Linked DNA regions of Homo sapiens: regions 1, 3, 4, 5 and 6 are each linked to region 2. The links are chromatin loops, found by intact Hi-C in ENCODE. Cell type or tissue: heart left ventricle. All regions are shown on one strand. Each heading gives the region's core, and the rest is flanking DNA. Links, peaks and the distances in the headings are about the cores only. Region 1 has its middle 20 kb from the start of NSD1. Region 2 holds the start of LOC124901144 (a long non-coding RNA gene). Region 3 overlaps UNC5A (unc-5 netrin receptor A). Region 4 overlaps UNC5A (unc-5 netrin receptor A). Region 5 overlaps UIMC1 (ubiquitin interaction motif containing 1). Region 6 overlaps UNC5A (unc-5 netrin receptor A).

The links. A loop is a pair of places that touch in the nucleus more often than their neighbours do. Peaks named below come from ENCODE experiments on the same cell type or tissue, not always from the same donor. Only the 100,000 strongest peaks of a DNase experiment are listed, where the experiment ranks them.
Region 1: a loop joins it to region 2, with 9 times the contacts of the local background. A loop is called at or near these places in 62 of 110 quality-filtered maps.
Region 3: a loop joins it to region 2, with 7 times the contacts of the local background. A loop is called at or near these places in 33 of 110 quality-filtered maps.
Region 4: it touches region 2 in a loop (2.8-fold over the local background); 35 of 110 quality-filtered maps call a loop at or near these places.
Region 5: a loop joins it to region 2, with 8 times the contacts of the local background. A loop is called at or near these places in 80 of 110 quality-filtered maps.
Region 6: it touches region 2 in a loop (2.1-fold over the local background); 5 of 110 quality-filtered maps call a loop at or near these places.

The regions. Positions count from the first base shown.
Region 1 is chr5:177,111,224-177,116,321 of GRCh38, forward strand. No RefSeq gene overlaps it. Among named protein-coding and RNA genes, the nearest start is that of NSD1, 20 kb to the right of the region's middle. In heart left ventricle, for the core only: CTCF peaks have their summits at 825 (motif pointing left), 1,025 and 2,831; DNase peaks (open chromatin) are centred at 838, 2,595 and 2,838; H3K4me3 peaks cover 719 bases; H3K27ac peaks cover 612 bases.
Region 2 is chr5:176,659,437-176,663,436 of GRCh38, forward strand. LOC124901144 (a long non-coding RNA gene) reads left to right here and starts at 787. Exons shown (of 2, transcript XR_007059072.1): 1 at 787-2,544. RefSeq lists enhancers at 1,251-1,510, 1,320-2,043. In heart left ventricle, for the core only: a CTCF peak has its summit at 1,541 (motif pointing right); DNase peaks (open chromatin) are centred at 1,575, 2,155 and 3,335; H3K27me3 peaks cover 1,227 bases.
Region 3 is chr5:176,816,348-176,820,941 of GRCh38, forward strand. The region is part of intron 1 of UNC5A (unc-5 netrin receptor A); the gene reads left to right. Among named protein-coding and RNA genes, the nearest start is that of UNC5A, 8.1 kb to the left of the region's middle. RefSeq lists a silencer at 1,841-1,900 and an enhancer at 2,401-2,570. In heart left ventricle, for the core only: no CTCF peak of the experiment used is centred there; no DNase peak of the experiment used is centred there; H3K4me3 peaks cover 846 bases; H3K27me3 peaks cover 2,966 bases.
Region 4 is chr5:176,810,995-176,815,598 of GRCh38, forward strand. The region is part of intron 1 of UNC5A (unc-5 netrin receptor A); the gene reads left to right. Among named protein-coding and RNA genes, the nearest start is that of UNC5A, 2.7 kb to the left of the region's middle. In heart left ventricle, for the core only: a CTCF peak has its summit at 1,996 (motif pointing right); a DNase peak (open chromatin) is centred at 2,032; H3K4me3 peaks cover 155 bases; H3K27me3 peaks cover 3,655 bases.
Region 5 is chr5:176,956,815-176,960,814 of GRCh38, forward strand. UIMC1 (ubiquitin interaction motif containing 1) reads right to left here. Exons shown (of 15, transcript NM_001199298.2): 7 at 1,279-1,340. Among named protein-coding and RNA genes, the nearest start is that of UIMC1, 48 kb to the right of the region's middle. In heart left ventricle, for the core only: a CTCF peak has its summit at 2,460 (motif pointing left); no DNase peak of the experiment used is centred there.
Region 6 is chr5:176,836,248-176,841,304 of GRCh38, forward strand. All of the region lies in intron 1 of UNC5A (unc-5 netrin receptor A), which reads left to right. Among named protein-coding and RNA genes, the nearest start is that of UNC5A, 28 kb to the left of the region's middle. In heart left ventricle, for the core only: no CTCF peak of the experiment used is centred there; a DNase peak (open chromatin) is centred at 1,574.

The sequences.
Region 1 (5,098 bases), core at 679-4,678, 450 kb after region 2:
GGAGGTTGCAGTGAGCCGAGATCATGCCACTGCACTCCAGCCTGGATGACAGAGCAAGACTCCCTCTCAAAAACAAAATAAAAATAAAAATAAAAGGGGGCTGGGCGCAGTGGCTCACACCTGTAATCCCAGCACTTTGGGAGACTGAGGCGGGGGATCACAAGGTCAGGAGCTCAAGACCAGCCTGGCCAAGATGGTGAAACCCCGTCTCTACTAAAAATACAAAAAATTAGCTGGGCGTGGTGGCGGGCGCCTGTAGTCCCAGCTACTTGGGAGACTGAGGCAGAGAATTGCTTGAACCTGGGAGGCGGAGGTTGCAGTGAGCCAAGATCGCACCACTGCACTCCAGCCTGGGTGACAGAGCGAGACTCTGTCTCAAAAAAAACCCAGAAAATAAATAAATAAATAATAATAAAAGGGGACTGGCTGATGGGGGGTGGGAGGGTGAAGGAGGTGATGGAGAACCTGGAGATGGGAAAGGACAGAAAGTTGAGTGAACAGGTGGCATCAGTGTGTTTCAGGGGCCTGAGGAGGGACCACAAGGGGGTGGACAGGGCAGATGATGATGAAAATGTCGCCAGACCAACACACTGTGCCTGACCGTGAAACAAACAACAGGAAGCCAGCAGCATCCCAATTTCACTATCCTTGTGCCTTTCACCCCAACTCTTCCCAGCCCCTTCCACGTCCATCCCTTGGCCTCGTCCTCTCCTTTCCTCCTCCATCTCTTTTTTTCTCTCTGGTCTGTCTGCCCTGTGAGGGGTCTCCAGGTAGAAGGAAGAGTTGGAGGGGACATGGTGGGGCGTTGTTGCCACCTGCTGGCAGCCACAGGAAGTGCATACTCCAGCCTGGTGCATGGTGCAAGCCTGAGCTGGGGACCCCGAGTCTTCCCCTGCTGGTGGTGATCGGGTGATTCCTGAAGGACCCTGGCTGGTGGTGATCGGGTGATTCCTAGACCCTGGCTCTAGGCACTGTGTTTTTCAGAACGATGCTGATAAGCCACTCTCCACCTTACTCAAGGGAATCGCTGATGGACAAAACCATAATTGCCCCTGCTCAAACCCTTCCCCATCCTCAGGCGTTGGTCCAAGCTCCATAATACGCTTAATAGGAGACCTTCATGATCTGGCCTTGGCCTCAGGCACAGCATCTTGTTCTCATTAGTTTCAGTGCCTTCCCCAGTGCACAGGACCTTTGCACCTGCCCTCTCTTCCTAGAACAGTCTCCCCGCTTCTGGTTTTCCAAACTCCTCCTCCTCTTTCGGGGTTCCAATTCCCCACCTCCCTGGAAGAGAGCTTCTAGCACCTCCACATTAAGCAGGGAGGATGAGCATCTCAAGCCATGGGAACAGCATGCGCGAAGGCCCAAGATGCTTCAAGGGGTTGGAAGAGGGCCAAAGGCCTGAGAGGGTGACGGGGTTGGCAGGGCTGTGGCAACAGGTACCATGGTCCTGGGTGATGGGTTGAGTCCCTGGTGAACAGTGGAAGGTCAAGGTTTTCAGTAGCAGCAGACATGGTCAGATATGTGTTTGGAAGGGCCCACGTAAGGTTGCCAAGTGCAAAAGGCACTGACAAGGCAAAAGTGGGTTTGGGGGCAACAGGTGGGGGCTGCATAGGAGAGAGATGGTGGGGGCTTGGATCCTTGAGCCCCCCACTTCCTGCTGGCTGGGTCCTGAGCTGGGGCTCCCAGTCCTGTCTCCAGTCTTTCTGGGCTAGACAGGGGCAGCCCTGCAAGGTGCCAGCCTAATTCCTCTGCCTGACCTCCCTGAGGGGACTCTAGCGTACCCTGGTGTGCTCCACACCGGCCCTGGCTGCCTCCTCTGATAGCCCCACCCCACATGCATACCTCTTATACCCTCGTGTTAGGCACCCACATGCTGCCTGCCTCTCTGAGCCAGCCCCTATGGCCTGTGGGAGCTGCCCTCCCATTCTACAGAGGAGGAAGCTTAGCCTCACAGCTGGGAAATAAGCTGAGAGCAGTAGGGAGGGGATTTGAACCTGGGTCTGTCTGCCCTCCCCACCATACTAGGCAGCCTAACAGTTACAGGCAGGACTCTGTCACATCCAGTGACTACATGACTTTGGGTGGACAGCTTTACCTTTCCCTGCCTCATTGTACTCTTCTGCAAAACGGGGACAATCGTAGTAATTGGCCCAGTGAGGTTTGTGAAGAGTAGGTAGAATGAATCCCCACAAGGCTCCAGCACAGCACCGGGCACACAGCAGGCACTCATCAATGGTTGCTTTTTCCATGAATACTATCTCGGGAACTGAACATGCTCACCGGGGAAATGCGCTTCATTTCAGTCAGGGAGAAAACAAAAGGAGCTCCAGGAGGACCAAGAAGGGAGGATAAAGTAGGGAGAATGGCTTGGGGAAGGTCTGGGCTAAGTCACTCTGAGTTCCAAGTACAGAGCAGGTGTTCAGGGCGCCAGCTGTGAGGAGCCTTGAATGCCACACTGAGAAGTCAACAAAAGTTCTAGAGCCAGAGAAGGCACCACCAGTACCCTAAGCCCAGGGGTAGGCTGCTCACTCCCCCAGAGATGACAGCACTGTAGGCAGTGGAAGAGGATGCTGGCAGCAGGGGCCCATCTCAGTCTTCATTGCACTCCATAGCCAGGCGCCTGTGGTCCCAGCTACTCGGGAGGCTGAGGCACGAGAATCGCTTGAACCCGGGAGGCGGAGGTTGCAGTGGAGCCGAGATCGCGCCACTGCACTCCAGCCTGTGCAACAGAGATAGACCTTGTCTCAAAAAACAACAACAACAAACTCCACAGTCCAGATAACGTTTTCCTGGGCCTGAGAACCTTCCCCATGCAATTCCCCAGCTAGTCACACGGTGGCGACAGTGCACCATGAGCCCTCTGCTTCTCCCTCCCTTTCAGCCAAAGCAAAAGCCAAACACCAATGTTTTCTAGATGCCTCTAAGAGATGGAGGGAGATTTAGGGAGAGATCTAAGGAGTCTCCTTTAGTCCATTCATATCCCCTGCCTATAGGTGAAAATGATGACTCACAGAAGTCAATTCATACCCCGAAGATCACCCAACCAGGTTTTGTTATTTTGTTTTTGTTTTTGTGTGTGAGATAAGAGTCTTGCTCTGTCACCCAGGCTGGAGCACAGTGGTGCAATCTCAGATCACTGCAACCTCTGCCTCTGGGGTTCATGCAATTCTCCTGCCTCAGCTTAGTGAGTAGTAGCTGAGATTACAGGCACGCACCACCATGCCCAGCTAACTTTTGTATTTTTAGTAGAGACGGGGTTTTGCCATCTTGGCCAGGCTGGTCTTGAACTCCTGGCCTCAAAAGATCCGCTGGCCTCGGCCTCCCAAAGTGCTGGGATTACAGGTGTGAGCCACCACGTGCGGCCTCCAACCAAGTTTTGAACCCTGGTCTGTGCGTCTCCCAGGACAGCTGCAGCAGCTGCCTGTCCTAGGCCATCAGTCCTGGTTCAGCCTCCCGCCCCCATCACTGGGCAGTGCTGCCTTTGCTGAGCTGACAGATCAGAGGTCTGCCCTGGGAGTGGACAAGGGCAAAGACTTTCACTTTTGCTTTCTACTTCTGAAGTTTAGGTCACTTATGTAGCTTTTGCACTGTGGGTGAGGCGCTGGGATAGTTCCTATCGCTGGGGAAGAGCTTGTCTGAGGGACGACGCCTCGGTGTTCCCACAGTTTCCCTCCCCCATCCCAGCCAAGGCTCCCAAGACTGAATTCCCCGGCCCTCCTAGCTTCTAAAGAGGAAGAGAGCTAACTTTGATGGAGGACTTCCTCTGTGCCGTGTACTATGCCGGACATCCTTTCTGCATGCATTCAGTACAGAGTAATGAAGTACACACTGTGTGCTTGTCACAATAGACAGCACTACAAGCTCTTGCATGCAGCAATAAAGAAATATTTATTAATGGTAACTTGTGTGCTGGGCGAGGTGGCTCACACCTGCAATCCCAGCACTTTGAGAGGCTGAGGCGGGCGGATCACATGAAATCTGGAGTTTGAGACCAGACTGGCAAACATGGCGAAACCCCATCTCTACTAAAAATACAAAAAGATTATCCAGGCATGGTGGCACACACCTGTAATCCCAGCTAGCTACTAGGGAGGCTGAGACAGGAGAATCGCTTGAACCTGGGAGGCGGAGGTTGCAGTGAGCCAAGATGGCGCCACTGCACTCCAGCCTGGGCGATGGAGTGACTTTCTTAAAAAAGCAAAACAAAACAAAAAACACCTAATGTTGGCCGGACGTGGTGGCTCATACCTGTAACCCCAACACTTTGGGAGGCCAAAGCGGGCGGATCACTTGAGGTCAAGAGTTCGAGACCAGCCTGGCCAACATGGTGAAACCCCATCTCTACTAAAAATACAAAAATTAGTGGGGTGTGGTGGCGCACATCTGTAATTCCAGCTACTAGGGGCGCTGAGGCAGGAGAATTGCTTGAACCCGGGAGGTGGAGGTTGCAGTGAGCCGAGATCAGGTCACTGCCCTCCAGCCTGGGCGATAGATCGAGAATTTGTCTTAAAAAAAAAAAAAAAAAAAAGGCCAGGCACGGTGGCTCACGCCTGTAATCCCAACACTTTGGGAGGCCGAGGTAGGCGGATCACAAGGTCAGGAGTCCGAGACCAGCCTGGCCAACATGGTGAAACCCCCGTCTCTACTTAAAAAATACAAAAATTAGCCGGGCATGGTGGCGTGCGCCTGTAATCCCAGCTACTCGGGATGCTGAGGCAGGAGAATCGCTTGAAACCGGGAGGCGCAGGTTGCAGTGAGCCGATTTCGCGCCACTGCACTCCAGCCTGAGCGACAGAGCGAGACTTCAACTGAAAAAAATATGTCTGTATATAAAGATATAGATATTTACTATAAATAAGCACACAGCTTAATACATATTTATTGAATGAATGGCTTATGTTGAGCCTGAGTTGTCTGTGAGATTCCCAGGTAGTGAATTTGGGGCTGTGGGACAAATCTAGGCTAGATTGAGGCCCCAGCATTGCTGGCATCTAGGGAATGCACGTGCTGAGTGGATGACGATCCCTCGTGGAAACTGGGTGAATAATAAGCAAATGGGCCTGGGATGGGGCACTGCGACACCTTTGTTTGTCAG
Region 2 (4,000 bases), core at 1-4,000:
AAAGCAGGAGTGACTGCAGGGAGGCCTGGGAGAAGGCGAGCGGAGGGGCACCATCTCTGGGCTGCTCTGGGGGAACGATGTTCTAGGTTTTGGTACCAGCTTCTGTAGAGGCCTGGAAGCCAGCGTGGGCTCCATGTGAGGGAGCCTGGGGTGGCTGGAGAGGTGGGAGTGGGGAGGGGCAAACGGCATAAGCACAAGGAAGTGGTGTAACCAAGATATGTTTGGAAACAAGATTGAAGAGATGGGATGGGAGTGATGAGTAGGAGTGGTTGAGGCCCTGGCTGGGAACACGGAGTTCTCCAAAGCTCAGTTCTGCTACTGGATATCCATTCTTCCATCCATCCACCCACATTCACCATCTACCCGTCCATCCGCTCACCCACACACCCATCCATCCACACGTTCACTCATCCATCCATCAATCATCCACTCACCCACCCACCACCCACCACCCACCTGCCCATTCATTTACATGTCCATCCATCCATCCATCCATCCATCCACTTATCCACCTACTCGCCCATTCATTCACATGTTCACTCATCTATCCATCTATTCACTCATCCATCCACTCACCCACCCTCCCACCTACCCATGCATCCACACATTCACTTATCTATCCATCCACCCACTCTTCATCCATCCATTCATCCACCCACCCACCCATCCATTCATCCAGTCACCCACCCACCCTTCCTCCATCCATTCACCCATCCACCCTTCCTCCATCCATTCACCCATCCACCCTTCCTCCATCCATTCACCCATCCACCCTTCCTCCATCCATTCACTCATCCACCCACCCATCCCTCCATCCATCCATCCATCTTCATCCTCCATCGACTCACTCAGCTATCCACTGCCATTCACTTAGGTAGGCCCTAGCTAGAGGCTGGGGTTACTGAGGCAGCTCAGACCTGCCCCTGCCTTCCCAGAGCCCAGTATCTTGTTGGAGGCAGACAAGGAAGAGTTGCTAATGTGCAATGTATACGTGGTGACAAGGACGTGATGATCACTGCTAAGTGGGGTCTTGGGCTGGCTACAGACAAATTTCCTGTCCCCCAGTAGAACTTAGAGCAGTTCTTTGCACCAAGGGGCTCTTACCCACAGATGATGCAGCTTCTTCAGATATGCAAAAACACAAGGGAGCTTGTAAGACTGTCCATCCCTCTAGGAGGGTCCCTGGGCCTTGGGACCAAGGTCACCTCCCACCGTCTGTTAGGATGAGATGCACACTCATCTGTTAGGTAGGGACAGGTGCATACTGGTAGAGACAGGTGCACACTGTCTGGCAGCCTGGGAGTCCCCTGTCTAACCACAGGAGAGGCTGCCAGCAGCTCCCTGATCAGCTTGGTGGGAGGACATCCTGTGACACCAAGATACCCTACAGAGAGAGCTGGAGGGACAGAGAACACCCAGGCTGGCGAGCTCCTTTATCTCTGGGTGAGGTGGTCATATGGGCTGGAGAGGACGGGCAGGAGCTCCTTCTGGGGAGGCTAAGGCCACAGATGCCTTGGTGGTAGCCACTCCCAGTTACCACCAGAGGGCGCCAAAGTGCCGCCCACGCAGCTCAGCCGGCTCAGCTCGCGGAAGGAGCTCTGTGTAGAGTCATTGGGGCGACCCCTAGGGCCAAGCAAGCCCATGCCATCGTTCCAGAGACCCTGGGCCCACCCCGCTGGTGCCAAATCCAGGCCTTACCACCCTCTGCCCTGTCTTCTCTGGGGAGTGGAGCAAATGATGCTGCCTGCCCACGGGTGCCTCTCTCAGTGCTTACAGGGCCCGAGCCCACTTGCTGGGCTGGGTGGGTGGTGGTGTCCGCCCGATAGAGCTGGAGAAAGGGGTGAGCGTCACTCTCTCTAGGAGGATGACGCAATGTGCTCCACAACCTACACCTCCATTCACTCATTCAGCCAGGGCAGCGGAGCACCCCGTCGCTGCCAGGCACTGCCGCGGGCACTTACGTGAGGGACAAAACAAAGGCCCCACCTCGTGGAACTCACAGCCCAGGCCAGGAAGCAGTCGGCTTTGTCTGCCAAAGGTCAAATATAATGGCAAAAACCGCAACTACTTTTGCACCAACCTACTTAAATCCGCTAGGCTGTTGGGCCGTGCTCCCCTTGACTCTGCCTTCATGGTGGAAAGCAGCTCCGGGTGGGGCTAAGCAGTCTCGTGCGGGGTGTCCCCATCACATCGTACTTGTGGACGCTGACGGCGAACCTCGTGTGATTTTCATGGGTCGTGAATATCATCCTCCTTTTGATTTTCAGCTATTAAACAACAGAAAACCATTTTTGGCTCTTGAGCTCTATAAACACAACTAGCGGGTGGGATCCACCCCGCGGCTGGAGTTTGCAGACCTGGGTCCAGGAAGGAAGGAAGGAGACGGTACACAGTGAACATCATCGCGTGAGCCTGCCCTGCTGCCAGTGGGGACACAGCGGACCAAGCAGGGGTGAGGCAGGGGGCAGGCCTGGCACTAAATGGGGCAGTCGGAGCGGGCCTTGCTGTGAATGCCAGATGGAGCAAAGACCTTTCATTTTAACGGTAACACATTTTTGACAGCACAAGTAAAATAGGAACCCATTCTACTTAGAAAATTGGCTGGGCACAGTGGCTCATGCCTGTAATCCCACACTTTGGGAGGCTGAGGCAGGTGGATCACCTGAGGTCAGGAGTTCGAGACCATGGTCTCACCGTAGAGATATGGTGAAACCCTATCTCTACTAAAAATACAAAAAAAAAAAAAATTAGCCAGGCGTGGTGATGGGCGGCTGTAACCGCAGCTATTCTGGAGGCTGAGGCAGGAGAATCGCTTGAGCCTGGGAGGTGAAGGTTGCAGTGAGCCAAGATCACACCATGGCACTCCAGCCTGGGCGACAGAGCAAGACTCCATCTCAAAAAAAAAAAAAAAAAAAAAAAGCCTGTGCATTCAGCCGGTTCGTGTCATGACTGCAGGGGTACCTCCCAGCAGGGGCAAGCCATGCTTTTCCTTTCTACCCGATGCATGAGGACTGTCAGGCTGTGCCCACTTTGGGGCCCTTCCCACGCTAAGGCATAATTGGTACAAGGCATGGCCAGGACCTCCTGCTTCACTGGGCAGGAGGACGAGGGCCATGGGAGGGTAGCCCCAAATCAGGGCTGATGATGGAGGTAGCCCCGGCAGGTCCCTGCTCAGGCCTAGGGGCCTGATTTCTGCTCCTCAGCCCAGGCGTTGGCTTGATGGGCAGCATTACCACAGGTCTGGCGGGTCTGGGCGTCAGCCCATCAGAGGTGGGAAAGTCACAAAGGAACCCCCAGCCCTGCCAAGGCTGTTGCCACAGTAATGCCTCCCTGGCCCCCTTGGCAGCTATGTGGAGAGATAGGGACGTCAGTACCCTGCAAAGAGAGGGGCCTCTGCTCTGGCCCAAGCATCCAGCCTTTGACCAGAGGCTGCCTTGGGTGCCGGAGGCCTGGCTGCACCTGCACACCTGGGTCCTGCTTCCTGGGATCATCCTGTCTGGGAATTAGCTCTCTAGGTCTGCCTTCCCGCCAGAGAGCTGCTTTCCTCCACCAGCCCCTTCCCAGGCTGCTCCAGTCTGTCCCACTCTCAATCTGTGGGAACCTCCCTGGAATCATGCTTAGGGTGGGTGCAGTCCCCTCCAGCAGGACCATGTGGAATCCAGCCAGCTTGCCATCAGCCAGTGTTCACCAAGTAACATTGTGCGCCGGGTAGTGCTGGGCACCTGGAATTCATTAGTGACTCCAACACAGTCCCTGCGCCCCAGGGCCTCACCGTCCGGGGGAGACACAGATAGGTACATCACCAGGCTTTAAAAGTGATTGATTTGCTGGGTGCGGTGGCTCACACCTGTAATCCGAGCACTTTGGGAGGCTGAGGCGGGTGGATCACGAGGTCAGGAGATCGAGACCATCCTGGCTAACATGGTGAAACCCCATCTCTACTAAAAATACGAAAAAATTAGCCAGGTGTGGTGGCGGGTGCCTGTAGTCCCAGCTACCC
Region 3 (4,594 bases), core at 595-4,594, 160 kb after region 2:
CTGCTGGCAAATAACTCCTATGTCAGAAACAGGCCTTCTCAGGGCGTCCAGAAGGTCAGGGTCCCAGTGCCCAAGGCCCACCCCCTTCCTGGGCACTGATGTCAGGTGCGACAGGCAGCTTCAGACCCCAGGGGCCCAGAACCCCAGGCACATGGAGGAGGTAGTGAAATGGGTGAGTTGGCAAGCTCTGTGGCTGGGTTTGGACCAGTACTAGGGTGAGGCCAGGCAGGTGCCTAGGCACAAAGGTAGGGCCAGCCCCCAAGAGTGCACGCCTCCTGGCCCTGCATCCAGCTCCTCCCTGCATGGCTTCAGTTTCCTTGTCTGTACAACTGACTCAAAAAGAACCCACCTCCTAGGATTTTGTGCAGATTAGACGGGCTGAAGTGTGTCAGTGCTGGCACATAGTGGGCACTCAATACACGTTAGCAATGATGATGCCATGGCAGAGGGCACTGTTCAGTCCTCTCCTTCGGGAAGTGGGGGAGTCCTTGGCTGTCTTTGTGGAAGACGGAGCGACTGGGGAGCCAGGAGGGAGGGAAAAGGCCTGAGGTGAGCTTCCCATTCTGGGCTGGGGACAGGCCTGGCTTCCTTTCTGTTTCTTGTCATGCAAGGGCAGGTGGTCCTTGACTGGCCCTCCCAGCCCTGTTTGAAGTGGGAGAGGGGGAGCCACACAGAGCTCTGGGAAGTCTGAGTGGCAGCTGCTCAGCCCCAGAGTAACTGGGGAAGGGGAAGTTTTAGGTAGCATTTTGATGGGGGAGGGGCCATGAGGCCCCTGCTTCTGTGCTGTGGTGGGAGCGCCAAGGGCCAGCCGTCACCCTGACTGGTGGGGCCCCCAGAGCCGGGCCTCTCCCACACTGGGATATCAGAGCTGTGTCCGTCTGGAAGGCTCAGGGTCACCTTGAGCTCCAGGCAAATATGTAGCTGAGATGGGGAGGGGGTGGGGGGAAGGCCGGGGGAATCTGTCTAGATTGACAGCACCTGAAGCGCCTTGGGGAGGGAGGTCCGGACCCTGCATCCCACCTCGGCCCTAGGTGTCCCCAGCCAGGGCGGCAGGTGGAACTCCCGCGCCCCAGGCCAGCAGGTCCACTGGAGAGGCTGTGGGGGTCTACGGGAGTACTCCCTGAATTAGACTCTACCCCTCCTAATCGGGGCAGGGACCCAGTGGAGCCGAGGGGCCAGTGGTTTTTCCCAGCTCTGCATCTTTCCAGCACCGCCCCCCACCCCGCCCCTCCCCACCCCCGCCCAAACAAATGTGCCCGTCACTGGCGGGTAGCAGCCCCTCCTCAGCGCGTGTCTCTGGCTTCGCCAGTCCCCGCCCCGCTGTCTAGGTAGCTTGGTACGCGAGGGCCCTTAGGCCGGCGGATCTGCGGGGCACGTGAGCTGCCGTGGAGCGCGGGTGCCCGAGCCCACGGCAGCCGGGGCAGAGGGGCTTCGCCATTCGCCGCGGCGCCCGTCGGGCGGGGCTGCGGGAGGCTCGCGCCCGGGGACGTCCAGGCCGGGGGTGGGTGCCGCGGGGCAGCCGGGCGCGGGGTAATTAACGCGCTGCAAACTCCGGCGGCCAAGCCGGGAAGGGGCGGGATGCCTCCGCCCGCCAGCCCGCCCGCGGCCGCCCGCCGGATTAGCGGCTCTTTGTTCGGGGCCTGTTAACAAGTTCCTGGCTGAGCGCTCGGCTGCCGCCCCGGGAGCGGGCGTCCAGCCTCCGGGCACCGCCGCGCGGCCGCCTCCGCCCCGCCTCCGTGCTGTAGCCCAGCTGCAGCCCCTGCCCCTGCCCGCCCTTCCCGGGCCCCCTGAGAAGTGGGTGGGCGCAGGGCTTCTCAGGCGATCTTGTGCCTGGGGCTTCCGAAGACCCCGGGCTGATCTCGCTGCGAAAGGGAGGGGAACGTCCCCATAACCCGAGCACCTCCTGCAGGCCGGGGCTTCCGATGCACCCGTGTCGCCATTCCCGTTTTACAGATGAGGCCGAGCACCGACTTGCCCCAGGTCCCGGCTGTCCTCTGCAGGCTGGGGCTCCACTCCAGCCCCTGACACCCAAATTCATTCTCCTTCTGCTAAGAGGAGAGACCGTGTGGCGGGAAGAGGAGGAGCCCCTGGGGGCTATAGACTGTTACGTTTTTTATTCTTTATTAACTTGGTGATGGTAGTAATCTGGGCTCCGCCTACATCATCTGATCAAAACCTCAGGACAACCTACAGGTGGGTGAGGTTAGCCCCATGCGTCAGATGAGGACACATATCAGGGGAGGTCACACCGCAGGAAGTGGCAGAGCTGGGACCTTATTGGGCAGCTACTACTCTGCCCGATCTCCCCCACCACACACCACACCCACCTTGTGGGCTCTCCTATGTGGCTATTTACTGCCAGGGCCTCTCTGGTATCCTATGGACTTGATGGGAGAATGTCCAGAGACCCTGATTCTCTGTGTGGCCTCAAGTGAACTCCCTCACAGCCTGAAGCCCATTCCCCATCCCCATGCTGCCTCCTGACCCCACCTAGTGTGCTTCCAGCCTGAGAATGGCTGTCCAGGCCACCAGACGTTGATTATTAACTTCCTCTTGTGGTGTTGGCTTTCCTCACCCGTAGCCCTGAGCTTTAAGCCAAAGGGACTTGCCCGGGCCACACTTCTTCAGGCGACTGGGACTGTTCAAAACCACTTTCTTATAATGAAGGGGACTCTTTCCCAGTAAGCTCCCCAAATGGTTCTGGGCCCTTCCTTCTGGGGCCGCACAGGTTGGGGGAGCCCCTTTCAGTTGGTTAAGACAGGGCTCCCACCTGGCCACACCTGCCCCTTTCCTGGCCAGCCCTCCCCAGCCCTCTCAGCTGCTCCTCATGAGCATTGCCCCAAGCCTGAATCCCAACCCCCCACATCTTTGTTACCTGTCTGTGGGTGGTGGCCCAATTGTCACAGCCTCCTCAGCCCTGGGAGCTCACCACACTGTGCCACAATGCCCCAGCTTGAAGTGACATGGGACACTAAGTGTATCTGTTGCAAATATTAGAACCCAACTCACACTGGCTTAAGGAAAAAAAAGGAAAACGAAGAAGAAGGAGACCATAATGGCACATGGAACTGAACTCAGGGGTGGCTGTGGCTTCAGGCATGGTTGTATCCAGGGAGAACAGTATGGCCAAGATCCTTCCCTCATCTCTGCTCTTGGGGATTCGGCACCACTCTCCAACAGCCTCTTCCCTCTATCCCAAGGTGGCTGCCAGGAGCTTCCGGGACTACATCCTTACAGGTCCAGGCCCAGGCTCCGCACGGGATAGGGGAGAAGAGCACATCTCTGCCCTCCACCACCCAACAAATGTCCAAGTCTTCCATCATTGGTCCACCTCCAGTGCCCTGCCCAGTTGTGTGAGCCAATCACCATAGACAAGGGTAGGATTATGCAGATTAGGTTGGGCCGGAGCCACCAAGGCCATTGTCCTGTTGTTACCCAGGCTATTTGCTACTCCTCTCAGCTTCTTGTCCACCAAGAAGGGTGGGCACAATCATCCTCAGATGTCATCAGCACATTTTGCCAGGTATTAAATAAGCATGCTGAATAGCACCAGGCACAGCCTGTGGCTCAGAAGTAAAGCGGGATCTGGATCAACACTATTTTATTGGCAGCATTAGAAAACACAGCTGGCCAGGCCGGGCGCGGTGGCTCACGCCTATAATCCCAGCACTTTGGGAGGCCGAGGCGGGCGGATCACGAGGTCAGGAGATCGAGACCATCCTGGCTAACACGGTGAAACCTCGTCTCTACTAAAAATACAAAATGTTGGGCCGGGCACGGTGGCTCATGCCTGTAATCCCAGCATTTTGGGAGGCCGAGGCGGGTGGATCACGAGGTCAGGAAATCGAGACCATCCTGGCTAACATGGTGAAACCACGTCTCTACTAAAAATACAAAAAATTAGCCAGGCGTGGTGGCGGGCACCTGTAGTCCCAGCTACTTGGGAGGCTGAGGCAGGAGAATGGCATGAACCTGGGAGGTGGAGCTTGCAGTGAGCCAAGATTGCACCACTGTACTCCAGCCTGGGTGAGAGAGTGAGACTCCGTCTCAAAAAAAAAAGAAAAGAAAGAAAGAAAAAAATAGAAAACAAGGCTGGCCATTCAGCAGGTTTTGCCTGCCCTTCATTGTGCTGTCATCTGCTCATATATCTGCATTTGGCCATCTAAGATATGTTATCCGGTGCCTGGCTGGAATCCAGACACGCCATGTTTCTAGTCCATCCTTAATCTACCGTGGGACAGTAACCCCATAATAAGGGAAGCTGGTCTGGCGTGACTGGTCCATGGGGATCCCAGCAGGCCTCTCACGGTCCCTCCTTCCTTTGGTCATCTGCAGCTGATTGAGAAGCTCTTCTAGAACCGTGCCTGGAGTTTGCATAAGGCTCATTGGGCTGTGGCACCTCCAGTGGATGTTTGTTAGGTTTTGTATCTGGTCCAGCTTTCATCCCAGTCTTAGTGGGGTATTTTGGGGGGCCCTTCATCCCAGCAGCAGGGCCCAGGTGAGCTAGGTAAGTATTTCTCTTGACCTGGTTCTTTTCCAGCTGCAGAGCCTGCTCTTTAAGCTTCTGTTCCTTCTCTCAACAACCCAGTCTTCC
Region 4 (4,604 bases), core at 1-4,000, 150 kb after region 2:
CGCTCTCCCGGAAGCCTGGGTTCTGCCAAGTCCAGGAGCAGCTGTCAGCCCGCGGGGCTGGCGAGTGTAGACACCCCACGCCTCCGGGTGGGGGAAGTTTGCTGGTTGCCTGGGCCCGGAGCAGGGCTGGGGGTTTGGATCAACCCCAGGGAGCCTGACTTTGAGGATTCGAAGATTAGAGGGTTTTGAGCCTATCCCAGTGCCCAGGAAATGGGGGGTGCGGGGAACGTTTAAGATACCTCTTCCCGGTAGCATCTGCCCTAAACAGCCACTCACAATCTCCCAGCTTGGCACCTGGCCTCTGCCCACGTCCAGAACACAGTGTCCTCCTCTGTCCCCGCCACACACGCTCTCACACGCACACACTCAGGCGTGGAGGCGCATACACCAGCCCCCAGTCCTTGCAGCCAGCACAGTCAAAGCGCCGCGGTCCCGGTGGCCGGGGCTGTGGCTCCTGGCCTCCCTGGTGCGGGGGGCCAGAGTTGTGTGTGGTTGGTCCGCCAGTTTCCCCTTCTTCCTTAAACTCCATAGCCTTTCTTGGCCCCTGCATGCCCCATTGGTCACCCTAACCCACTGCTAACTCAGCCCTCAGCCCACCTCATTCCCTTGGGAGGGGCTTGGGGGGAGGAAGTTCCCCTGCATCCTTTGTCTGCTGTCCCTGAGCCTTCACCTAGGCTGAGCTGTGGGGGCCTCCTGATCTCTGCCCCCCATGCACTTAGCTGAGTTGAGCGTATGTGTCTGTGGTGGTGGGGGGTGGGTGCCATTTGTGTGGTCAAGGGGGCTTGAGGCTTACCCTGGCAATTCTCGATTCTTGCTGCCCCTAGAACCTGGGCGGTTACTCCCCAGCCTGGCCAGGCCGCTGCTTATAACAGGGGTGTTGGAAGGGAGCACTGGGGTTTCTGAGCTGCCAAACCAGATTGATCAGAGATCAATGAGTGGGAGCTCAGGAGCCAGCCTGATGATTGAGGCCGATGGCTGTTTCCTTAAAGGGTGTCTCTGCGCAGCGCATCCTGCACCCACCACTGCCTGACCGCCCGCCCCATCCTGCCTCCTCAGTACCCCTCTCTACTCCATCCCACCCCTTCTATCTCCCTTCTCCATCAGCACCCCTCTTCTTCCCCAGGGCCTCTCCTTCTAATCCTGACCAAGCTGAGAGGCTGAACTGCTGTTGGGTGTGTGTCCGTGTCCGCCACATGTGTGTGTTAGGGGCGTGTGTGCAGCTCCGCAGATGAGCACCCGGGTGCAGGTTGCACTGTTGTCCATGATGAGGTGGGGATATTAGTGCCCCACACACAGGTGGGGTGTTGCCTGACACCCAGTAGGTACCCTGGAAATGTTTTCTGAGTTGATGCTTTTGAGGGCTGTGTGGTCATAGCTGCATGTCGCCCACGTGAGCACGTGTGAAGGCTGTGGGTTGACATGTGTGCCCGGGTAACCAGGGGGGTTGGCATGGTGTGTGCAGCATTGGCATGTGTGTGCCCTGATGAACGTGTGTGATGACCAGCATGCCGCACGTGTGTGACGGCTGTGTGCAGTTGCACAGGTGAGCGTGTACAGATAAGGGGGCACAGGTACCGGTGAAGCAGGGTGCTGCGGCCTGGAGCGGGGGGTTGCCACAGGGACTCCTCAGGAGGCTGTGGGGGTGGGGAAACTGCATCCCTGGTTGGCAGGGCATCTGTTGAGGCCTGGCCCAAGGTTGCCCAGGGAGTCGGCAGGTGGGCACAGGTGCTGCAGGGGCTGACGCAGAGCCTGCCCCAAGGCATCAACTCTGCCCCTGGGCCTGCGGGAGGAGCTGCTGAAGGCCATGGGGTGGGGAGGGGCTGGCCCTACTTCTTTGGGACTCCCTTCCCCCTGTGCCCCACAGGCACTGGGCACATGTGGACGCCCAGGCAGGCTGGCCCTGCCGTGACCCGGGCTCCTCCCGCGCTGCCTTTTGCCTCCGTTGCAACAGCCTCCGGTGAAAAATGTGTCTGTGAGCCGCTGAGGGAGGGATGGCCAGCGGGCAGCAGGGGGCGCCGGGGGCCAGCGCGACTGACTGCAGCCGCTTGCTCCCCAGGCCACGCGCCCACCCTCTGTTGCTGGACATCACACAAAAGCCTGTCCCTTCAGCATGCTCGCACCTGCAGGCCCTCTCTGTGCCCGCGCACGCAAGCACCCATCTGTCTCACAGGATTTTCCCTCTCAAACCCCGTCACGCAGCTGGCATGCAAACCCCCACCCTGCCCCTGTGGTCTCCCTGTCACCCAGACCTCTGCAGTCTTGAGCAGGAGGGACTTGGGAGCTGGCTCCCTTGAAGATGGGGCTGAGGGGTGCCATGCTCTGGCATTGCTGCATTGCCCAACCTGACCCCAACCATCTAGCCTGGCTCCTCCTTCTCAGACCCCATCCCCATACTTAGGGCTAACCTAGGACTCGTCTGTCCACCCCGACACTTGGGAGAATGCAGCTGGCTGAGGGGGTCTTAATCCTCCAGGGCTAGGAGATACCCTGTTCCTGCTCGCCCTGCCTTGCAGGTGGGGTGGCCTGGGCTTTGGGGCCCCTAGGTCCTCCCAGGGGAGAGCTGGTCCTCTTGCTGCCTGCCTGCTCCCCACTTGCCTGTGTTGGGAGGGGGGGCTTCTCTCAGGAACCAGGGATAGGCATTGATCCAGGTACCAAGCCCACACCAGAAGTCACGGCCCTCGTTCCCAGGAGCAGCCAACTTTGGCCTCAGCCAAGGGCCAGAGAGCCCCTGTCCTCACGACCCTTCTTCCTGCCTAGTGCTGCTCTGGGCCCAGACCCGCAGGCTGGAGCTCCGAGGCTTCACAAGGCAGGAGCCTGCCCTGAGCTTGGGGTGGGGCTCCCCTGCTCTAGTGCTGGGCCTAGCTGCCACTTGGGAATCTGTGTGTCCACGCATATGCATGCGGGGCCTCCTGTTCTAGGCCACCCCTCTCCCAATGCCCCCTCCTCCCAAGGGCCCTGCCGTCCCCTCCTCCTATTCTCCCAGCCTGGGGCTGGAAGCCTTAGCGTCTCCCTTGCTTCTCCCTTCTCTCTCACGCTTCACATCTAATATGTCACCAAGTCCTCCAGCTCGGGCCTACTTGTGGCATTGCTCATGTCTCTCGACTTCTTTGTCTTCCTCCACTCCTTTCTCCCTCACCTGCAGCAGCCACCACCACCCATCCCCCTCGGGCCTCCTCCACTCAGACTAAGGCATCCCCTGGCATCCAGGCTGGAAATCTGCTAGAAAGCTTTCGGTGACTCCCAGTGCCTGCAGGTCAACCCAAACCTTGAGCCCCCTTGGGCCCTTAGGAAAATACCTTCCTCCCTCGTCATCGCCCCACATCAGCTCTGGGCTGGTCTATCTGGAGGTCGGGTGCCCTCCCTGGCTCTGACTGCTGGTGGGGTGGGCACCCCCAGGCAAGCTCCGGCTTCCAGACTGTAGCTCCTTTGCCTTGCAAAGCGTGGTGCCACTGACCCCGCCAGCATGCTCCCCACCCAACACCCCAACGTTGGCTCTGTCCAGACCTGGGACACACCCCTTTGCTGCTGCCAATCCCTGCACTGTGAAACCCGCAGCTTCAGTCCAGCCCCTCCCAAAGGCCTCCCACCTCCTCCCCTGCAAAGGGGTCCTGGCATACTGATGTGCTTTGGGTGGGCTAAAGAAAGACTGAGGTATTGAGTCCTCAGCCCTGGGGCTGCCAGAAGCCTCTGACCTGAGCCTCCTCCTTCTCCTCCAGTGCCTCCCTCAGGTATTGCCATTGTTTATGGCGCGGTGACCCTGTTCTCTGGCCCAACTTGCTCTGAGTCACTGCCAGCCAGGTGCTGTTTTTCTTCATTTCTCCATTTTGAGTTTGGGCTCTCTTTGCAGGCAGGGAGGGCTGCTATTGCTGGGGACAGGGAGAGATGTTTGCTCTGCCCCTCTCAGCAACCATCCCATCCCTGTCCCTGAACACGGACTGCCATGCTCCAGGGAAGCTGGAAACGGCCTCCTGTCCAGGGTGGGGACCAGGAAAACTAGGCCCCATCCTGGGGTGGAGGATGCTGTGCCCCAGCCACGTGTATGGACAGCAAACCAGCTCACATTGGTGCATGCTTGTGGGCCACTCACGCAAGTTGTATGCCCATGTCTGTTGAGTAGGAACCCCCATCCCCACCCTGGCATGGATTTTCCCAGAGTGAATGTTTTCTTGAGCAAATGGTGTCATTCACAGAGTCACGTCAAGACGTGGGCTGCTCTGCACAGCTCCTACGTGGGGTGGGACTCCTGGTTCCTGAGGCTGAGCCCCAGGGCCCAACCACGCTCAGACAGGAGCTCAGCTTCCTGCAATCAGTTCCACCAGCCCACCCCTTCGTTCCTTGTCTGCTCCTGTGGGAGTGGCATTGAAGGGTCCTCCTGCCTTCTGGGGAGTCTCACCCCGTATTCTTGCCAGGTGAAGCAGAAAGGACAGGCTAAGCTTTGGAGGCAGTCAGGGTCAACTTCCAACCCAAGCCTCGTGTCCTTGGACAAGCAACTTGCAGTCCCCAGCCTGTTTCCACATTGATAGAATGGGTCATGCTTGCTTTCTGGGGTTATAGTAACAGATTGATGGGCAATGTGGAGAGGGCACTCAGGGTGAACCCCGACA
Region 5 (4,000 bases), core at 1-4,000, 300 kb after region 2:
ACAACTGAACTCATGATAAATAACTAAATCCTGATAGAAAACCACAAGTGATTTATCTCTAAATAAAACATCTCATAGCATTTGTTATAAACCCCAGCCAGACAGTTTACTCTGCATGTAACATTAGTGCTCTATTCAAAGGGTCCATCACAAAACAATTTTCTGACATTTATAAAATGGGCTAATCAATTTGAAGTCAAACCACATTGCCTGCGATTCCAACTCTCTCCTGGTGACAAAGTGTATAATCATTTATTAAAACCTACATCTGCTCTGCACAAGGCTCACCACAATAAAGCAGAGAGGCCTATAGGGAGTAAAGGCATACTCTGTTAAAACCACTTCCAAAACTGTCTTAACAGCAGGAAAATCAAACCAAAGCCATATTCTTTAGCCCAGGAAGGAATACCAAGTACTATCAACCAGAAGCCTAAGAAAGACCACCACCTTGACTACAGCAAATGGCAAGTGGGCTTCAACTCTCATATGGGAGAACAGTCATGCAGTTCAAAACTAAGCTCTTGAGAAAGTCTCAAAACTCAACTACTAGATAAAAAGGGCAAGTGGAAAGTAACTGGAAGCATGATCCAGTTAATAGTGCAGTTTATAATTAATCAACTGCTATCTATTATTAAAGTAAGAAGACTTAGAAGGTAAGCCCATCAATCAATCAGCAAGAACAATGGAGGAGGTAATGCAAATACCATCCTTTACAGGAGATAGGAGGCACAAACGGATTAAAAGTGGCACAGGACAGACAGTGAGAGTGACACAGGTCCTGTGTGGCCTGAATAATATGAAGACTTTGAAGAGGATGTTAAGTCTCAAGAGTAAATTTAAAAGATGTATAAGGTTTAGATATACAGATAAAATAAGCATAAGCAGAGTTGGGGAAAAGAGAGAAAGGGGCTAAGAATAGAAGGACTATAAAGAAATCAGTCTAGAGCCTTCAAATTGGCATAGAAAACTAGTGTAATTAGTTAAGAGAATTGCAGGATGTGACCGCTTTTCAGAAATAATGTAAATGAGATTTATGCCAAGATAGCTGGCCTGGACAAGATGACCTCTAGGATCTCTTCCAGCTCTTAATATTCTGGGCTTCTATGAGATGCACATCTGAGAACTTAGAGATACTAATAAAATTTCTCCTAGTCTTCACTTATAAAAGAGCTAAAAGTTCTCTGGCAAGCTGTCCACGTACAGTCTCACTCATGTGGTTCATCTCCCTTATGCTGGCAACCATCAGAGGAGAATGCATAGCAACATATAATCTCTCACCTTTGTGAAGCAGGTACAGAGTTTCCCTCTTCAGAAGTTTCTTCAACAATCCCTTGGGAAGACTGCAAAGAAATACGTAGTATCTTAAATATACAGGCACAGGTGAACTGGCTTCTCTTCCTTTTTTAAAAAAATTTAATTGTTCAATGTTCTCCCTCAACAATTAACAATAAGAAGAAAATATTTTCCATAAGCCAGTAAGTGTCAATAAAACAAGCACATCCTGTAAAGTCAGAAGACTGGTATTTAAATCAGAACTAAATCACTTACTAAATTTGTGATTGGGTAAATGACATCTGAATCTCTTTCCTCATCTTAAAATGGGTATTAACAATTGCCTCACAGAGTGTTGTGAAAATTAAACAAGATAATGTACACAATGCACTTCATAACATGCAAGACCTGTATCAATATTAACTGGTAAGTCAAATGAATTATGATTTCAGAAAAACAATCAAAAAGTTTGCATGGGGGAAAGGAAAATATAGAGAAAAGTTCAATTTTCAAAGGAAATACTGAGTTGAGATAAACACTGCAATCTATGATCTTTGAGAAAAACCAAGCCATAACACAGGACATCTAAAGGGAAGGTTACAAAGATTCTTTTTGCTACAAATCTGCCACTATGGTTTTTATATCTGGCTACAGGATTATCTTTTCAGAAATGTAATGAATAGGGACTACATAAGGAAAGATTATTTTCATTGATTCAAAAATTATTTTCATTGATTAATGGTAGAGTTGACGCAAATACCAACTCATTAAACATACATGCACAGAAGATCACAGAAAAAGCAGCTACTGCTGCCTTAGGCAGACTTCTGAGGAAGTGCCTGGGCTGTGAGGCTTCTTCCACTAGACATAAAGCTACCAGCTGAAGTTTTCAAGGTTTCCTAATAAGATATGAATAACCTAAACAAGTTAGGCATCTCTTTATGAATCTCGCTACCATTCAGGTAAATGATGAAATACATTTAAAAATCAGGAATAGTTGAGTTTTCAGTCAAAAGGAAAGTTGTACAATAATAGGGAATATAGTCATTATGAAAAACAAGACTTAACCAAACTACCAAAGGACTAAAATACAACAGCAATAAATACTTAACCTGTCTCTTCCTTTGAACTCAGGGGTGACAAGGTTTTTATTGAACTCTCAGAAAGAGAAAGAAAGAGAAAGAGAATGCTGACACCTAGTGTCCATTTAACAGAATTTTATAATGACTAGCCTTGGTCTTTAGATGCAATCAAAGCACTAGTAAGTTAGTTATAAGGCACCTCCATCTCTGCCTTAGGCTAAAGCATATCTCAAACCTTCTCAGTGTAATTGTTTAAAAAAATTATTGGCCGGGCGCGGTGGCTCACGCCTGTAATCCCAGCACTTTGGGAGGCCGAGGCAGGCAGATCACGAGGTCAGGAGATCGAGACCATCCCAGCTAAAACGGTGAAACCCCGTCTCTACTAAAAATACAAAAAATTAGCCGGGCGTAGTGGCAGGCGCCTGTAGTCCCAGCTACTTGGGAGGCTGAGGCAGGAGAATGGCGTGAACCCGGGAGGCGGAGCTTGCAGTGAGCCGAGATCCCGCCACTGCACTCCAGCCTGGGCGACAGAGCGAGACTCCGTCTCAAAAAAAAAAAAAAAAAAAAAATTATTGTGCTTTGGCCAGGCGCGGTGGCTCACGCCTGTAATCCCAGCACTTTGGGAGGCCAAGGTGGGCGGATCACCTGAGGTCGGGAGTTCAAGACCAGCCTGACCAACATGGAGAAATCCCGTCTCTACTAAAAATACAAAATTAGCCGGGCATGGTGGCTCACGCCTCTAATGCCAGCTACTCGGGAGGCTGAGACAGGAGAATCGCTTGAACCCAAAAGGTAGAGGTTGCAGTGAGCCAAGATCGTGCTATTGCACTCCAGCCTGGATGACAAGAGTGAAAACTCTGTCTCAAACAAACAAAATTATTGTGCTTCTATTCAGTGCCAGGCCTGTGCTAATCACTTTACATTCCTTATCTCCTTTAATTCTCACAAGCAACTTAAGAAGCAAAAACCATTAAATTATTTTAAAAATAAGTGAAACTTCGAGAGGTTAAATAATTTGCCCTAAATCATATAGTTGGTCAAAATCGTAGCGCTGAGACTTGCCTGACTCTAAAATCCACACGCTAAAAACTATTATATTGCTTACTCAGATGATCCTCTTCCTAATCATTTCAATGTAGAATCCCAAGAACGTCTTCATTTCAATACATTATTTTAATTTAGAAATTTATACCTCAATGGCAGTAATCTGAACATAAAGTGAGGTTCTTCCAGAATATGAACACAGGATAGCAAAATAAGCAAATAAAATTTAGACTACCCAAATGTAATCAAGGTGAACATGAAAGCATGGCAGAAATAAAAATTTAAGGAAGCTATGGCCTAATCAAGACATCTTCTTCCTGGAGAAATAATATGTTAATAAGGAAGGGATGGTTTGCATTGAATCTTAAAAAAAAAAAAAAATTCAGCCCTCTCTCCCTCTCCCCCTCCCCCTCCCCCTCCGTCTCCGTCTCCGTCTCCGTCTCCGTCTCCGTCTCCCCACGGTCTCCCTCTCATGCGGAGCCGAAGCTGGACTGTACTGCTGCCATCTCGGCTCACTGCAACCTCCCTGCCTGATTCTCCTGCCTCAGCCTGCCGAGTGCCTGCGATTGCAGGCACGCGCCGCCACGCCTGACTGGTTTTGG
Region 6 (5,057 bases), core at 1-4,000, 180 kb after region 2:
GCAGCAAGCCATAGATGTTCTTCTCCCAACAGGTGAGTGAGGGATGCCAGTACCCAACCATCCAGCATGCTTGTGGTCACGCCTCCTCAGGGGAGCCCAGCCCGAGATGGGGCAGAACTGGATTGTATTACAGACTTATATGATCTGCATAATTCATTTCCCTCAATTTGCACATCTGTGAAATGGAAGTAGCGATCCCTGGGGGCCTGCTCCACAGGGGAGCGACAGCAGCTGAGATCTCACAGAGACGACAGTGTGTAGGCACCTGTAAAGTTCAGTGCCACCGTGAGTGGTTATGGAAAGAGTTGCGATGAGAAGGGAGCTGCCATAGAAAATCAGACTGGCCCACCTGGGACAGCCTCAATCAGAGAGAGGCCAAGAGGGAGTGTGGCAGAGATCTAGGAAATCAGAAAGGGCTCGGAGAAGGGAGCTTGGGCTCCTTCACTATGCCCCAGCCTGACAGAGCGAACCGCTCCCCCAGCCCCCAGCAAAGCTCAGGAGAGGTATGTTTAAAACCAATCACAGGAAATCCTGCTGCACTCAGCAGGGAATAAACTTTGAAAATCATTTCCCCTAGAGGTGATACAGGCTGGAAATATAAATTGCTTCCAGAAAGGTTTAGATAAGTTCATGGATGGCAGAGCCAAACTAGTTCTTGGGCAAAATTAGAACGTTAGGAGGCATCTTCCTCTCTGATGTCAGAGGAAGTCCCTGCCAGAGCCAGCGCACAGGCCAGACGGAACAACCTGATACCCCGTCTCTGTGTATGTGTGAGTCTGCATTTAGGAACAACTTGTCCCTGTCTGACGAGGGTGCCTTCCCTCTCACCAGACTCACTGTGCCGTGAAATTGCCTTTCCTCCCTCCCCAGTCCCTCACCCCCATTGCTGCTCCCATAGCCCCTTTAAACTCCATGCTGTGGAGTTCCCCAGCCCCACTCCCATACCTCACTCTCACAGTGCCAACTTCTGTCTCCAGCTTGCCCCTGCCATCTCATCTGCCATCACAGAGCAGCCACCCCTCCCTCTGTGTACTGTCTTCTAGCACAGGCACCTTGCCTGGCAGTGCCCATGAGCCGGTGAGGACAGGAGCCTCTTGCCAGGCCCTCCAGTGAATGCTGTTGGCTTGCAGCCTCTCTCTCCGGCTGACTTCCCAGAGCCCTACTCTGCCTGGCTGCTTCTCCCAGGGTCCCTAGCAGAGGCCGGCTGAATAGGAGCTGACGTATGAGCCCTTCAGGGACCCACACCCTGGAGAACTTGGGTACCCGAGGCCAGATGGATATCCACACCAGGGACAGGGTCACCATCAGGAAATAGGCACGCTTGGGTGTGTGCCAGGTTATCTGATGCGTGCAGAAGGTCTTCAGGGAATGGGATTAGCAAGGGAGGCAAGGTTATGGAGTATGCTTTCCCGCCGCTGTTCCTAAGATGCCTTGGGCCCTTTCCAAGCTGCCATGGATGGGCTGTGTAGCTAGCTGGGAACTCTGTTTTAGCACCACAGATAGCGGTCCTGGACATGGCACACTTTCAGCACCGTGGACAGCCCCAGGCGCTCCACAGATAGCGGTCCTGGACGTGGCACGCTTTCAGCACCGTGGACAGCCCCAGGCGCTCCACAGAGGCTGTCCCTCTGCGGACTCGGCTTCCTAACCTCCGGACTCTGCTTCCTAACCCCACCACCACCTCTAGAGACCTCTAGAGAATTCATTTATCCATCCGCAGAAATTAATTGAGCACATATACATCCAGTCACTGTTGTGCAAGAGTACACTACTGAACGGAATAGTCAAAAACTTGCCCTTTGGAGCCTCCATTCTTTGTGGTGGGGACTCCCACCCCATAGGCTTCCGTTGAAATTCCCGGAACTCGTTCCAGGCAAAGTGGCCCTGCAGGTCATGAAGTGTGAACAATTTATTATTTCTTGCAAACCTGATTCTACTGCTTAACTCTGGGGGGAAGGAGCTGGAGAGGTGGGAAGTAGGGATTGGTGAGGCCTAATTCAGATGGTATTTTAGGATTTTAGGAAGCCACTCCCCTGCTAAAAAGCCTGTGATGGTTCCCCAATGCCTATAGAAATAAATAGTAGTTCCCCAACCTGTCATTCAAGTCCCATGGTAAAATGTTCCTGATCTGTCTTCCCAGTCTTGTCTTCTTACCTCTCCTCATGTTTCCTTCACTCCAGCCAAACTGGATTCTCAGTTAACAATCTTTTGGTTGCAGTATGAAAGAAAACTCGACTCACACAGACTTAAACACATTTACTAAGTGGATGTTATTGACTTGCAACTGAAAATCCCAAAGGTACAGCTGACTTCAGGCAAAGCCTGATGCGCTGGCTCAGACAACAGCACTCTGGAGCTACCCTGCTCGCTGTTCTGCTCTGTCTTCCCTGGTGTTGGCCATATCCTCGGCTTCCCCAGGGCATCCCCTAACATCTCTACACTCTCCCTGTCTTGGTACTGGGATGACTGCAGCAGCACAGCCCTCACATCCTCACCCCACACCTTCCAGGGGAAAGATGCCTCCTCTCTTGAAAAGCCCTGGGGAATGTCTCCTGGGACCTCAGTGGCTGGCCCACATGCCCATCTCAAACCAATCACCAGAGCCAGGGCAGGAGATAGCATTGGTTTAAGCCAATCAGGGTCCATCCCTGAAGCTGGTAGGGGTCATTTCCACTCAAACCACATAGCTTACTATGGAACAAGAGTGGATCTCCAAAGAAAATGGGGCTGTTATTTTGGGAAAAGAGGAGCTGGAGCTGGGAAAGCAGTCAGCAGGTGTCCAGTCATGGAGTGTGTTCTCCTGCCTCTGTGCGTTTGCACCTGCAGGTCTCTGCCTGACCTGCCCTCTCCTATCATCCCAGCTACTGATGCCCTGTGCCACCTTCCAGGCCCCTCTCAAAGGCGACTGCCTCCCTTACCCCACTCCTGTCACTTCCATCATGTCCACCTTCTCTGACCCCTCACAGCACCTAGCACATGCTCTTTGTCCTGAGGGGATACTGAAGGGGATAAGTGGATTAGCTGGGAGCAGGTAGGGGGGCCAAGGCCACTCAGCCATGAGCACATCGGAAGAAGATGAACTGAAAGCCAGGAAACCTAGAGCTCTGTGGCAGCAAGGTCCCTGATCCGCAGGCAGTGAGGAGAGTGGACATGCCTCCCAGGGCCCATGTGCAGGAGCCTGGTGATGGATGGCTGCTGTCACGTTGGCTTCGTGGGGTGGGATATCAGCATCGTTGAGCCCAGGCAGGCCAGGAGGGCCGCTGTCTGGACAGTCTCAGGCTGTCCCTGGTGCCCAGGTCACATGGCCTAGGCTGTCTCCTGCCCTCACTCCTAGTAAAGGGTTGGACTTCCCTGGTTTGTGGGTAAGATCCTTGCCCCTGAAACTGCCCTGGCAGGGCCCGTGGCAGGAAGGCTGAGGATGTGCAGGGAGTGGGTGATCTGGCCTGAGTGGAGGCGCTCTGGGGAGGGCCTGGGGGTCCTGGGACAGCAGATACCGCAAGCGAAGACAGAAGCAAGCAGCACCTGGACTCCTTTCCCACTGTGGCTTCACGGCCACTTCCTTTTTTTTTTTTTTTTTTTTTTTTTTCTTGACAGAGTCTCACTCTGTCGCCCAGGCTGGAATGCAGTGGTAAGATCTCAGCTCACTGCAGCCTCCACCTCCTGGGTTCAGGCAATTCTGCTGCCTCAGCCTTGCTTGTGGTCCAGGCTTGTGGTCTACTGCCTCAGCCTCCTGAGTAGCTGGGACTACAGGTGCGCACGCCACCACGCCCTGCTAATTTTTGTATTTTTAGTAGAGATGGAATTTCACCATGTTGGCCAGGCTAGTCTTGAACTCCTGACCTCAAGCAGTCAGCGCACCTCGGCCTCCCAAAGTGCTGGGATTACAGGCGTGAGCCACCGCGCCTGGCCTCTTCATTAAAGTGTGAACCTTCTTCACGCCTTGCTGGCGTTGGCCCAGGTTGTGGGGACTAGGACGTGGTTGGGGAGAGCAGGGGCTTGTAAGGAACCCGCTGGGCCTGAGGGAGAGGAGACTGGAGCAGAGTGTCAGAGAGAGGAGGGAAGGAACTCCGAGGCATGGGGGCCCGCTGTGAGGGTGCAGGGACAGGCTGGGCTGTGAGTCGGGGGAGGGGCTGGGCGGCAGAGCCATTATTCATTCCCACCAGCCCGCAGCTTCCTAAATGAGATAACACTCACATCAGCACTTTTCTCTTTTGTGCTCCTGTTTTAATAACACGTTGGGCTCTGCAAGGGGGTGACCACATCTCTATCTCTTCATCTCTTTCTGCCTTTGAGAGAACCCTCACCCTGTCTAGGATCCATTGGTCCGGAGCAGAGCTCAGAGTGGCAGAGGGCTCATGTGAGGGCCGGGGACCCTCCCTCTGCAGATGCACTTCCCAGAGGGAGCAAGTGGGCAGGACAAAAGGGGGCCTCTCCCCCCCTGGCCCAGGCGTCCCTGGTGCCCATCTTCTAACTCCACAACCAAGAGGACTTACAAAGTCCAGGCCAGCTTCAGAGAAATCTCATTCTGCAGTGGGACAAACGGGACCAGACGACAGGGAGACCTGCCCCCATGAGCCCACGCTGACAGCCCTGGAAAGGGCTTCTGTGCCACCCTGCCCCGCCTTTGTTATGGGTCCCCCCACAACGCTTGAGCAGCACAGAGAGCTGCTGGCAGTGGGGTGGCCTGGATGGAGCTTCCATTTGATCCCCAAACTCTGGGTGTCTGGGCAAAGGTTTCCCCACTGGAAAACCATCCACCTCCTTCACCGGAGAAGGGGGATGAACCACTCCGCGCTGAATGGAGGCAGCGTGACTTGGTCATGCATTGAAAGCTGTGGCAGGCAACGGGAGTGTCAGAAACTGTTCTCATCTCTTCAGCTAAACTTGTAAGGTCAGGGGGTCAGGACCACATGGTAATGATCACGAGCTAAAGTTGCAGGGGGCACCAGATGTCTGTTCTAATTTATTTCCTTTGAGCCACAGAGCTGCTCAGTGACACAGGTGATTGTGGGTGCCGTTTGCAGACAGAGCTGTGCCAGAGTGAGCCAGCCAGAGGT